4 separate regions of the Homo sapiens genome follow, and all the other regions are linked to region 2. The links are chromatin contacts, found by Hi-C or POLR2A ChIA-PET in ENCODE. All regions are on one chromosome and are shown on one strand. The core of a region is the stretch at or near the end of the contact, and the rest is flanking DNA. Distances in the headings are between cores, read along the strand shown. Region 1 holds the start of YIF1A (Yip1 interacting factor homolog A, membrane trafficking protein). Region 2 holds the start of ANKRD13D (ankyrin repeat domain 13D). Region 3 holds the start of SF3B2 (splicing factor 3b subunit 2). Region 4 holds the start of CFL1 (cofilin 1).

Region 1 (3,052 bases), core at 180-2,679, 1.0 Mb after region 2:
CCATATGCAAGTATTGTGCTTGGCACTGGGAAGACAAGGGTGGAAGTGGAGAATGACAACAGGGCCTGTCCTCATGGAACTTACATGCAGGGCAAATTGGGTGCACCCAGAGGGGGCCTAGAACCCAACCTATGACCTCCACCCCTGACCGGGTCAGGTCTCTGTCCCCTTTGTCCCTCTGAGAGGCACGAGATGAACTAACTCTTAAAGATAACTAGGCTTATGGACAAGTGGATATGAGGGGGAAGGGCATCCCAGGTGGAGGGGACCTCTGGGCAATGGCACTGCAATCAGACCACGTGGGCTGAGTTTGGGGAGCAGGAAGGTCATCTGGTGTAACTGGATACCTGGTAGCTAATTAGAGAGGTCGCAGAGAACCTGCTCATGCTCTCTAGAAAGCGGTGGCTGAAGGTCTGTGAGAGGGAGGCCCCTGAAGACTGTCTCCGCGGGGTTGGGAGTGATCAGAACCTGGGTGGAGAGAAAGGAACCCCCGGGACTACAAGTGAGGCTTAGGGGCCTCACTTCAAGAAGACCACAGGCCCGGCGATGACTCAGGAGTTTAGGCTGCAGCTTCAGGACGCAAATCAGCACACCTCTGCCCCCAAATCTGCTGGACTACGGGAGAGTCTATGGGACAGGCCCGGGGCAGGATCCTGCCCCACCTATACCACCCAATCTCTCAGACTTCGGATCCTCTGGGCCCCAGTTTTGCAGTATGCGTGTATGTGTGCGTGCGGCCACGCGCTCGCTAGGAGCGTGTGGTTCGAGACCCCAAATCTTCCCATACGCAGGCCCCCGGGAGTCTACAGGATGGCGGCTGAGGCGGGAGGACATTTTCAGCACCGGACGACGGACAGCACCCGCGCGGAGAAGAGGAGTGGGAGGCGGGTGGAGTCAGCATCCTGGGGCTTGCTTGGCAGCTCTGTCACTGATAGGTCCGGCCTCCCACCACCACCTCCGGGTCTGCCGGGGCTCCGTTCCAAGATTGGGTGAAGTGTAGGTGACGGGGGAGGAAAACAAGCCCAGAGAGGGAGAAACAGGCGCCCCGAAGGGCAGGGCTTGGTTGGAACTCGACCGCCCCGTTCCCTCCTGGAGTACGTCCCACCAAGGAAGCTTTGCTCCTGACTCCGGCTGCAGGTTACCTCTCGACTCCCTGGTGTAGTCGTGGCAGGGTGCGTCAAGTGCCTCACCGCGCAGGCGCGCAAATAATTCTCGCCCACCTTCTTTCTTAACTCTTCTATTGGCTGTTCCCACCGTGAACTGGCAAGCCCGTGATCCAATCCCAGGCACCGCAAGTCGCTCCGCCTGTCCCTCACCCGGATGTTGCCTTCTGCCGAATCCGCTCAGGCCAGAGCTCGTCAGTGGCCAATTGGGAGAGGGGAGGGGCGAGCCGGCGCCGCCGAAGAGCCAATGGCAGGCGCGGGGGATGACGCCACGGACATGGTGGCCGAGACCGGCGGGGTGGGGGACGTGTCGCGCGGCCGGGTGGCCTCGGTCGGTACCCTGGGCGCGGAGCAGCTGCCTCATTAGTATTCGTACCCACGAGGCGGCGCAGCGGGCCCTCGGGGACAGCGAGCGTCGCGGCCATGGCTTATCACTCGGGCTACGGAGCCCACGGTGCGTGGGGCGCGGGCGGGGCGCGGCGCGGCCGGCGGGGGGAGAGTCGGCGGCGTGGCCCGCTCACCCCGAGGGAGATAGCGACTGGGACCGCCGCCCAGGGCGGGGGTGTCACTCGGGTTCCTGCCCCTCGTAACACTCCAACACGTCCCGGACTTCGCCCTCTCGGCCCAGTCCTGGGAATCCCATGCCGGAGTCGGGCAAAAACGGGGTCCGCCTCCTCCTCCAGAAACTCCTTTGACTGTTGTGAACCTGATGAGGTCCCTGATCACTGTCCAGGGCCTCCAGGTAGCCAGCTGTCGCCTCTCCCAGCTTTGTTCACGGAAGGATGCCCTCCCAGTTATTTTCACCTAGCACACTTCTACTCACTGTGGCTCAGTTCAGAGGTCACTTCCAGTGAGAGGCCTTCAGAAACCCCAAGTGGGCAACCAGTTCTAGGCGCTGCCTCAGCTCTTTCTTTGCCTACATTTAGCAACGGATTTCTCGCAAAGGATCCCTCATCACAGTTTTTTCTCAGTTAGCTCCCCCTCACCCAGCTTGGGGTCCCCTCACTGATCGGTGCCTCCAGGACCCGTGCAGGGCTGTCCAGCCAGGGAAGGGGCGGTGGTTTGGGCTCATGCTTGGTATTTCTGTCATCTACTCTGATACCTCCAAACCCACAGGCTCCAAGCACAGGGCCCGGGCAGCCCCGGATCCCCCTCCCCTCTTCGATGACACAAGCGGTGGTTATTCCAGCCAGCCCGGGGGATACCCAGCCACAGGAGCAGACGTGGCCTTCAGTGTCAACCACTTGCTTGGGGACCCAATGGCCAATGTGGCTATGGCCTATGGCAGCTCCATCGCATCCCATGGGAAGGACATGGTGCACAAGGAGGTGTGGCCTGCCCCCGGGGCACGGGTGGCAGAATTTTTGGCTAGGGCTGGGGCATCATGGGATTCCACCCGATTCCTCACAGTGCCCTCAGGGATGGAGCACACAGAGGGGCACCCTGAGGCCTGGGGTGCGGCTTGCCCACAGCTTCCTCTCTCCCCTCCCAGCTGCACCGTTTTGTGTCTGTGAGCAAACTCAAGTATTTTTTTGCTGTGGACACAGCCTACGTGGCCAAGAAGCTAGGGCTGCTGGTCTTCCCCTACACACACCAGGTGAGCTTCCTACCAAGGGAGCTGGTGGGCCTTCCTCATTCTGCCCGAGTCTGGCCCCCAGACCTCAACCCCCTTCTCTCCTCTTTTCTCTTCTTCCCCTCCTGATGTGGCCGCTGCTGCCACTGCCACTGCCAGAACTGGGAAGTGCAGTACAGTCGTGATGCTCCTCTGCCCCCCCGGCAAGACCTCAACGCCCCTGACCTCTATATCCCCAGTGAGTCTCCAACCTGGGCTGGGGAACGTGGTGGGGTGGGGTCGGGGGGGACTTGTGCCTTGAGGGATGAATGGGAAG
Region 2 (2,995 bases), core at 62-2,561:
CTCTTTCCTACGTGACCCTGGGCTGGGGTCAAGATAGACAGACCTCCTTGCTGGTGGCAGGAGGCACACTGCACAAACTGGGTGCCTTTCCAAGGCCAGGCCTGGCACAGTAACCAGGGTGGTGCCCTGCCATGGTACCCCACCTCCATAACTGTGCCCTGCTGTACCTGGCGAAGTTTGTTGAGCAGTTCCGGAATGCCCGCCAGCCTCTGCGTGGCCCTCTGGTAGTCCCGATACTGGAGCACCAGCTGCACCATCTCGGGGTCTCCAGTGCTGACTGCCTCCTGCAGGACTGCGGGCACCAGGCTGCTGAGGGGAGCCCTCCAGATGACCCCAGGCCTGGCTGCTCACTGCCCCCCGCCTGCCAGCCTCAGGGGGAGCCCCTTGTCCTCTGCAGTACCTGCCCAGCCCTGGCGGTTCTCTTTGCCCACGTTGGCATTGTGTCGAAGGAGCACTCTCACAGACTCCAGGTTTCCCAGAGACACGGCCAGCTCCAGTGGGGTCCGCCCGCGGGGGTCCTCCTGTTCAATGTCGTGCTGGGGGAGACGGGACACTCACAAAGGGCAGGAGAGAAGAGGGCAAGGCAGGGAGGCTGCCAGGGCGAGCAGGGTTGGGAATCGCTGTGGGAAATAAGGACGGCGGACTGACCAGGGAGATGGCAGAGGGTGGCCTGCGTGTCCTGGCAGGGGAGAGGAGGGGGCAGGAGGGAAGGCAGGGGCAGAGCCGGGGTCTGGCGGCGGGGCCTGGTCAGGCAGAGCTGCAGGTTGTCAGGAGTTTGGCGGAACCTGGGGACCAGGACCAGAGTTCTTGTTCTCAGCTTGGGTCAGCAAGGATGCGGAAGCGAGTTCGGGCGAGCAGGGCAAGGCCCAGCGCAGGGGAGAGGAGGCCAGAGGCTCAGGCGCGAGGGGCCGGTGACCTGGGCTTGGGATCGTGCAGGGGAGGAAGGCCCAGGATGTGGCTGCGGAGCTGAGCGGGCGGGGGGGGGGGGGGGGCTCCAGGACGGAGGCCACAGCCTTGGGTGGGGGACCCGGGGGAAGGGCCGGGTGCCCCAGCGGGGCCTCACCTGGTGGCTGTGCAGTGCGGCCTCCAGTTCGCGATGCCGGTTCGCCCAGACGAGCCGGTGCAGCGGGAAGGTGGGGCCCGGGCCGGCCATGCTGGGCCTCAGCGCCGCATCCCGGCCCCGCCTCGGCTTCGGGCCTGGCACGGCCCCCTAGCCTCCCCTCCGAGCCGCGCCCCAGCTGCGCCCCCCGCGGCCCCCGCAGCAGTAGCGGCGGCGGCGGCGGCGGCGGCAGCGCGGGCGGCAGGGAGGGCGGGGCGGGCGGCGGAGCGGGCGGGGCTGCGCCGGGCCGGGGCGGGGCTTCGCGCGCGCCCCCGTCCCCCCGCAACCATGGCAACCGCGGCCAGGCCAGCGCGCGGCAGAGCAACCGCGAGCGCCCGAGGAGATGCCCGGCCTTGGGTCTGCGCCCCGACCTCGGTCGGGCCCGGGTCCGCTGGGGCGGCCTGGAGGGCGGTGCCCGGTTACAGCTCCGCCCGCGGCCCGCAGGAGGCGCCCCGAGCCCTGCGCAGACCCCCGGAGCCGGGTCCGGAAGAGGAAGGCGGGGCCGGAGGGGGCGGGCACTGGGCCCCTCGGTAGTGCACGCGCGTGCGCGGCGGGCCGCGGTCCTGCTGCAGCCGTGATGCCTGCGTTTCCCCCGCGGATCCCCTTGCTCGCCCCGGTCTTCCTACCCCAGGTCCCGCGGTCACCGACTCTGCTGGGGTGTGCGGGTGAAGTGGGGCGCCCCGGCTCCCCTCACCCGGCCTGGAGACGAGCAACGAGCAGACGCCACTAAGTGCTTGCCGGCTGAGCGGGAAGCACCTTCCCCTGGGACCTGGCCGGTGTCTGCAGGCCCAGCGATGCGGGGAGGCGGCCCCCGGGGCCCTGAAGTCAGGGATAGGAGTTCGGGGAGAGAGGGGCGCAGGCCCAGGCAGCGGCAGAGCCGTCCCGGCGGAGGACCGCCCGCGGCGAACGGCTGCCTTCGCCCGCCGCACGAGTCCCTTTTGCAGAGGCTGCGGTTGGCTGCCAGCGTCAGGAGAGGAAGGCGAGTTTCGAAATCAGGGCCGGCCCCTCCACCCACACCGGAACTAGGGTGCAGGCCTCCGTCAGCTCAGTTCCGGCCCTTGATTACTGGAGGCCCAGCCTGGGGTCTGGGGCCCTGGTTTTGCTAGGTGGCCAAGGCTGACCCTCTATTCTCCCTTTCCCTACGTGGAACATGATTGAGGAGGGCCAGCTAGCTTGAGCATCACTTCCTGCTGTAGGGCGTCCTCAGTTCTGAGACTCTGGGCTGGAAGGCCTGATTGCCATTTTTACCCTGCCTTCTCCCTGTAGTCACATGGCGCCTGTGCCATCTGGGGTCACTTTGCCACCCCACGCTATGGTGTCAATCTGTGAGGTCCTGGGGTTGGTAGCAGCCCGAAGGCTTCTGAATGCCCAGAGCTCACCTGCTCACCACTACTGCAGCCCTCCCTGGCCACCCCTTTTCTCAGAGGCGGTCCCTTCCCTGAGCCCTCTCCAAACTCAACCCCGACAGGACTTTCTTGGTTCCAGCCTCTCCTGATTTCTGCCATCTTGAACACAGCTCCCCACTGGCACTTAATTCCATGACAGTGCCTTCTCAACCCTCTTCCACGGCCTCCTCTCTCTCCCTGACCCCCACATCCCTGGGAGAGAGACTGTCCGTTCCCATTGTCACCCTGATGCCACCCCCAGGTCCACATTTCAGCTTACTCCAGGACATCTCTGTGCCCAGGGATCCCATGCTATCCCATCAGTATGTCCGAAGCCAACCCAACCACACCTACCCTCTTCCCCAGACTCCCGCCTCACTCAGCCCCAAGTCCAGCCTGTTTCTGCTGGACCACGTTCTTCCCGTCTGGCCTCTTTTCATCTCTTCCTCTCCCACTGCGGAGGTTTGTCTCCCTGCCTCCTGTCCTTCACCTCCCTCCCCACATCCTGTAC
Region 3 (2,700 bases), core at 201-2,700, 1.2 Mb after region 2:
GGTAAATGTGTGCTATGGTGGTTTGCTGCACCTATCAACCCACTGCCTAAGTATTAAGCCTGGCATGCATTAGCTATTTTTTCTGACACTCTCCCAGCCCCTCCCCCATCACCTCCCCCCTTTTTTTTTTAAAGAAGCAAAGTCTCATTCTGTCACCCAGGATGGAGTACATGGAGTACAGTGGCGCAACCAGAGCTCACTGCAGCCTCCAACCCCAGGGCTCCAGCAATCCTTGAGCCTCTTTATAGGGACTTTATAGGCGCGTGCCACCGTGCCCAGCTAATTTTTAAAATTTTTTGTAGTAACAGAGTCTCACTATGTTGCCCAGGCTGGTCTCGAACTCCTGGCTTCAAGCGATCGTCCCATCTAAGCATCCCGAAGTGGTGGGATTACAGGCATGCGCCACTGCACCCGGCCACAAGCTGCTTTTGGAGAAGCAGACAGTGGAAAAGGAGGCAAGTGTCAGCATCAAAGAGAGAACTGAAGAGCTCACAATTCTGTCATGGCAGTACCTCCCTGCCCAACAACTGCAAGTGAGAGGAAGGGCTACCCTGAACATATGGAATCTTTTTTTTTCCCCACTCAGGTCAGGCGAGTAATGTGCAAGGGTGTCACATCTCACACATGCACGTGAACACCCAATCATCATGCTCATGAACTACAAAAGGATCAGCAGATGGAATCTTAAAAAACAGAAGAATCTCCCTACCTGTGCCGACATGGGAGGTGGAGCGGCTTTGTCCCCATCTTCCCCTCTCAAAACCGGCCGATTCAGCACGATGCCAGTCTGCAAAAGAGAAAGGACTCTAGGTCAGTCCAAAACTAGCTGTTTCACTAAACGACGTTCGCTCCCAATTCATTCAACAAAACGTACCCAGTGCCTGTCTGCCAGCGCTCTGGCTGGGCACTGAAGAGGACCAAGATGGATACAAGAAATTACAACTAAGCTGGCAAAGGCAAGAACAAGCTAAAAAGGGCAAGCCTCCGCCTTGCTGTGCCGAGATAAAGAAAGAATGAAGACCGAGCCGTGATGGGGTATATAAGGTCTCCTGGAGAAGCTCGGCCTATCCTGACGTCCCGCCGCCAACACCTACCTGGCGGGTGTAGCTCTGCAGCCGCTCCACCAGCTCCTCGCGATTACCTGCAGGGCAAAGTACACGATCAATGGGGCAGGCCAGCCCGGCCAGGTCAGGCCCCAGCGGCCTGCCTCCGCCCCTCGCACCCGAGTCTCCCGGGTAACCAGGCTCCGCTTCTCCGCAGGCCCGTAAAGGCCCCTCGACTTCCTGTGTTCCTCACCCTGGATCGGAGCTCCGATCTCTGCCAACTTGGCCTGAAGCTCCTGGGCAGCCCAGGCGCCATAGTGGCCTGGAGGTGGCGGCGGCGGCAGCTGCAATTCTGCTTTGGGAGGCTCGGGATGCTCCGTCGCCATCTTAGCCGCAGGAAGGCGCGCGACCAACCCGGAAGCTGGGGCCAGCCTCAGGGCCCACTTGCCGGAACTTCCGGTGGCGCCGTATGCCACGTCCTCTCTGGTTGGGAGGCGACGCGCACTCAGGCACACCCGCTGCCGTGCGCTGGGCGACGGGATTCGCCGCAGACGCACCTTTCTCTAGTGGCCCCTCGGCGGTCTGGTCGCGAGGCCTCCTGGGAGTTGTAGTGCGCAGGTCTCGGTCTCTGCGGGCCCTGCGCGCCGCTACGGCCCCGAAGGCCGGCGGCGGGCCGGAGGGCGGGGCTGCGAGGAGGGCTGGCACTTCCCCGAGGGAGTGTTTTCTGCGCCTCACCTGCGGGAGCGAAGGCTCTCAAGCTTTCCGGCCCGGCCCTCCGGTCAGATCCTCGAACGCTTACGCTCCCAGGGAGTCCCGAGAGACTCATTTCCCCGGCGGCCCCGCGTTGCGGGCGCCAAGCGGGAGGCTGGAGCCGATGCCTGGGATAAAACAGTGTCTGATTGTCTGCCCGCCCACCCCCGGCCCAGGCCCGGATGAATGGGCTGAAAGGGGATCCAAGCCGGGAGAGCAGCAGGCCTGCCCGGGCTGAGCTCCAGCTGCCGACCTGGGGGAAGGGCGACTCTAAAGCCCCCTTTTCCACCTTCCAGGCCGGCTCAAATGTCGTCTTCTCCACTAAGCCTCCTCCCGCTTTCCTTTCCTTTCTTAGAGCTCCCATAATACGTTCGAATCTCCACCGTTTGTTAAGTCTTTCTTGCCCTTTCTTCCTACCTCTATCCCAAAAATGTGAGCAGGGACTTGATCATTTTCAGTCTCGCATCGCCTGGCGTTCAAGAGGCGCCCAATAAATGATTACTGGAAAAAAAGGAACAATGTTTCTGGTGAAAGCATTTGTGTCTTTTTTAGTCTCAAAAATAAACTCAGGCCCTTTTCCCTCAGCCGCACCTGCACTGGGGGCCCCACCTTGCCTCCCACTCCCCACCCCAACTCCCCTTGGCCTTTGGAGACAGAGGCAGAGACTGGCAGGGATTCTTGCCTGCCTAGCATCCACCTCTCCCTGTCCCACACCATCAATTCAGTTTCTCTCCCCACCTCTGCCACTAGCTCTGCCCTCTCACCAACAGCTAGCCTGTGTGTGTTTTTTATGTGTGTTGAGAAAGGGAGTGGGGAGACTCAAGTGAAATGGTCTCATTTTCCCCCTACACATCCCCTTCAGATCTTTTCTCCAGCTCCATTTTGCCAACTGCCCCCAGTGGAGAAG
Region 4 (2,700 bases), core at 201-2,700, 1.4 Mb after region 2:
CGCCCCTCAGGACTGTGCCTAGCCCACGGCGCAGTAGCCCCAGCCAAGCTAAATTGGACCAATGGGCTCCGGCTCCCGCCTCCCGCCCGCCGCGGCCTTATAAGGAGCCTCAAGCCGGCTGTCGGGCTGGCCCCGCCCCCTCGAGTCTCTTGTCCTAATAAGGACATCTAGGGCATCCCGCGGCTGGGGGCGGGCGAGAGCGCGTCTCCAGGGTAACTGCGAAGCCCCCCTCTCTCTCCCCGTTGCTCTTGGAAACTCTAAGGCTCAGAAAAGGGGGCGCTAGCCTCATATTCATGTAGGGTCGCTCGCGGGAGGCGGGGTCAAGCTGCTGTCTCCACCTGGAGCGCCGGGAGTCCGGGCGGGGGCGGTGCTGTGGAATGTCCCCGACTACAACCCCCGGTATGCTCTGCAAGGTACCCCACTCCCAGGCATCGCTCTCCGTTTACACCCTTAATTCCGTTTATAGGATTAGGGCCCCCAGTTCCCTTTCTGGGTTTGCCTCTGACTTGTTTGCGACCCAGTCTTTTCCTGCAGAGTGTGAGGCTGTGGTCACTGTTCTAGAACAACAAAATCATCCCGGAGTCCCCCGCTCGTTTCTTTTTTTTTTTAAGGCATATACTACCACAGAACTTGTCTCAGTTTTGCGGATGTTAGAATAACCATGTACCTGGCTATCAACTCGAGAGCTGGGTTCAAGTCTGGTTTAATATCTATTTCTTCTCATTGGCACGTAAAGGCATGTAAAGAAGCCTTGAATTGAATGCACAAACCCTCGTCTTTACCCTTTAACGCCTCATGACTTTGCCAAACATCTTTAAACAAGAACAAAGCTCTCAGAGATTTCCTTGTACCTTTCCCCTGTGCCTTTTCCTCCTATTCTTGTTTTACTGACGTTGGACATGGCCTTTTTTCAGGAGACGAGAGTGGCTTTACACATGCAGAGTACTAGTGTTTATCCGACTGACGACGCCTTCATACTTGTGATTTCCTTTGCTTTAGGTCGGGATTCCAGGCTAATCAATAGTTGCTTCGATTCAGAAATGCAAAACCCTAACCTCACTCAAAAATTTCAGGCCAAGGGATCCAGATAATACCAGATGGGTCTTAAGAAAGCCGTTTTGCTGTGGGATAAAGAGCCGCTTAGTCGGGGATCGTTTTCGGGTCATTTTACTGAGCGCCGCCTCGCCGGGCTCAGAGCGGTTCCTGGGAAATTGGACCAATGGGCTCGCGCTGCGCGCTGCGGTGCCGCCCAGGACCTGGGCCTACATTTCCCTACATGCACTGCAGCTCGGAGCCGGCCGGCGGGAAGACTCCGTTACCCAGCGAGCGAGGCGGCGGCGCAGGGCCAGCGGACTCCATTTCCCGTCGGCTCGCGGTGGGAGCGCCGGAAGCCCGCCCCACCCCTCATTGTGCGGCTCCTACTAAACGGAAGGGGCCGGGAGAGGCCGCGTTCAGTCGGGTCCCGGCAGCGGCTGCAGCGCTCTCGTCTTCTGCGGCTCTCGGTGCCCTCTCCTTTTCGTTTCCGGAAACATGGTGAGCGGCAGGCCACGGCGCCTGAGGGAGGCGGCTGCGGGTCGGTCGCCTGCGCGCGGGAAGCGACTGGGGAGCGACGTCCGCACCCCCTCCCCCAGCGCCCCGGGCGGGATGAGGGTCTCGCACGAAGGGGCGGGCGGTGCCGGAATGCGCGTGCGCGCCCGTGGGCGCCGGGGAGGGCCGGTCTGGACGTCGCTCGCGCTCCGCCTGGGCTCCCCTCCCCCACCCGCTGGTGCGCCCGCGCGGACACCGGCCGCGGGGGGAGGGGTTCGGGGCGCGCGCTGGGGCGCCCCTCGCGGAACGGCCGGCGTCGCGCCTTTCTTCTTAGGGGCGCGCTCTCGACTGGAGCATGCGGCGTCCAAACCCGGCCCGGGGGCGGCGAGGAAAAAGCGCGCGAGAGGTCTCGGCGCGCGCGCCCCACCCAAGGCTGTTCCTGTCTGCGCGTCACCCTCCCTCGGCAGCCGGGTCCGTCTCGGGAGCAGGTGGCAGGGATGCCTGCGCCCGGGAGGGGCGGGTGCTGGCGCGGCGAGGGGTGATGCTGGGAAGACGGGGTCCCGGTTGGGGCGTGGGTGCCTGCGATTAAGGCCTTGCACCGCAAGGCTTGGAGGGGGCATCGCAGAGACCGCGGCCCGTTCGGGAGCGCATCTAACGAGCTGCGTTCTCACCCGTGCATCGGGCGAGGGCTGGAACGGCGCTGTCTGTCGGCGCGTGCGCGCACGCTCAGGCCCGGCCGCCGGTGCCGAAGCCCTGGGCCAGCGAGGCCTTCCCGGATGGGCCTGAGTGAGGGTGGAGCCGAGTTTAGGGAAGTGACCCAGGCGGGCACCGCCCGGAAACCACCCCGCCCCCTGTATACGGCCCGAGGGCTGAGAAAACCGAAGGTTATGTAGCTTGCCCAGGCTCCTGCCTGCAGGAGATGGGTCTGATACACCCGTTGTTTTAGGGCGATTCCACAGGGTTAGGGACCTGGAGATGCTGCTGCCTCTCGGATACGCGTTTCTGCATTGGTGAGGGGGCCGGGCCCAGCCGATCTCCTGTCCCCGCCCACTCCGGATGCGGCCGAGTCACGTGGCCGGCTTCTTCTGCAGTTCCGGGGAGTTTGGGGGACCAGATTTACCTTGGATTGCCCCTCCCTCTCCTGGCTCGGGCACCCCGAAGCACGACGCAGAG

Evidence for each region. Hi-C counts contacts between places; a loop is a spot of excess contacts on that map. ChIA-PET counts read pairs that join two places held with the same protein, here RNA polymerase II (POLR2A). Pooled maps may share reads with other maps.
Region 1: a loop to region 2 is called in a pooled map, with 5 times the contacts of the local background. The contact joins the promoter of YIF1A here to the promoter of ANKRD13D in region 2. A Hi-C loop is called at or near these places in 4 of 50 pooled maps.
Region 3: a loop to region 2 is called in a pooled map, with 6 times the contacts of the local background. The contact joins the promoter of SF3B2 here to the promoter of ANKRD13D in region 2. A Hi-C loop is called at or near these places in 1 of 50 pooled maps. POLR2A ChIA-PET finds 5 or more read pairs at or near these places in 2 of 52 experiments (Panc1 and RWPE1).
Region 4: a pooled map shows a loop between it and region 2 (15-fold over the local background). The contact joins the promoter of CFL1 here to the promoter of ANKRD13D in region 2. A Hi-C loop is called at or near these places in 5 of 50 pooled maps.

What each region holds. Positions count from the first base shown.
Region 1 is chr11:66,287,520-66,290,571 of GRCh38, reverse strand. It overlaps YIF1A (Yip1 interacting factor homolog A, membrane trafficking protein), which reads left to right and starts at 1,429. Exons shown (of 8, transcript NM_020470.3): 1 at 1,429-1,617; 2 at 2,280-2,491; 3 at 2,656-2,760; 4 at 2,896-2,974. The coding sequence starts at 1,587. RefSeq lists enhancers at 1,113-1,252, 1,120-1,414 and a silencer at 1,353-1,812.
Region 2 is chr11:67,287,619-67,290,613 of GRCh38, reverse strand. It overlaps ANKRD13D (ankyrin repeat domain 13D), which reads right to left and starts at 1,311. Exons shown (of 15, transcript NM_207354.3): 1 at 1,064-1,311; 2 at 401-536; 3 at 168-292. The coding sequence starts at 1,153. RefSeq lists enhancers at 1-36, 37-961, 2,196-2,405 and silencers at 956-1,725, 1,906-1,975.
Region 3 is chr11:66,051,114-66,053,813 of GRCh38, reverse strand. SF3B2 (splicing factor 3b subunit 2) reads right to left here and starts at 1,450. Exons shown (of 22, transcript NM_006842.3): 1 at 1,297-1,450; 2 at 1,095-1,141; 3 at 710-787. The coding sequence starts at 1,429. SNORD13F (small nucleolar RNA, C/D box 13F) reads right to left here and starts at 670; the gene lies at 586-670. RefSeq lists enhancers at 1,243-1,412, 2,033-2,082, 1,901-2,452 and a silencer at 1,623-1,832.
Region 4 is chr11:65,856,930-65,859,629 of GRCh38, reverse strand. CFL1 (cofilin 1) reads left to right here and starts at 1,450. Exons shown (of 4, transcript NM_005507.3): 1 at 1,450-1,533. The coding sequence starts at 1,531. RefSeq lists silencers at 1-74, 1,485-1,884 and enhancers at 245-334, 895-964, 1,355-1,404, 1,338-1,878.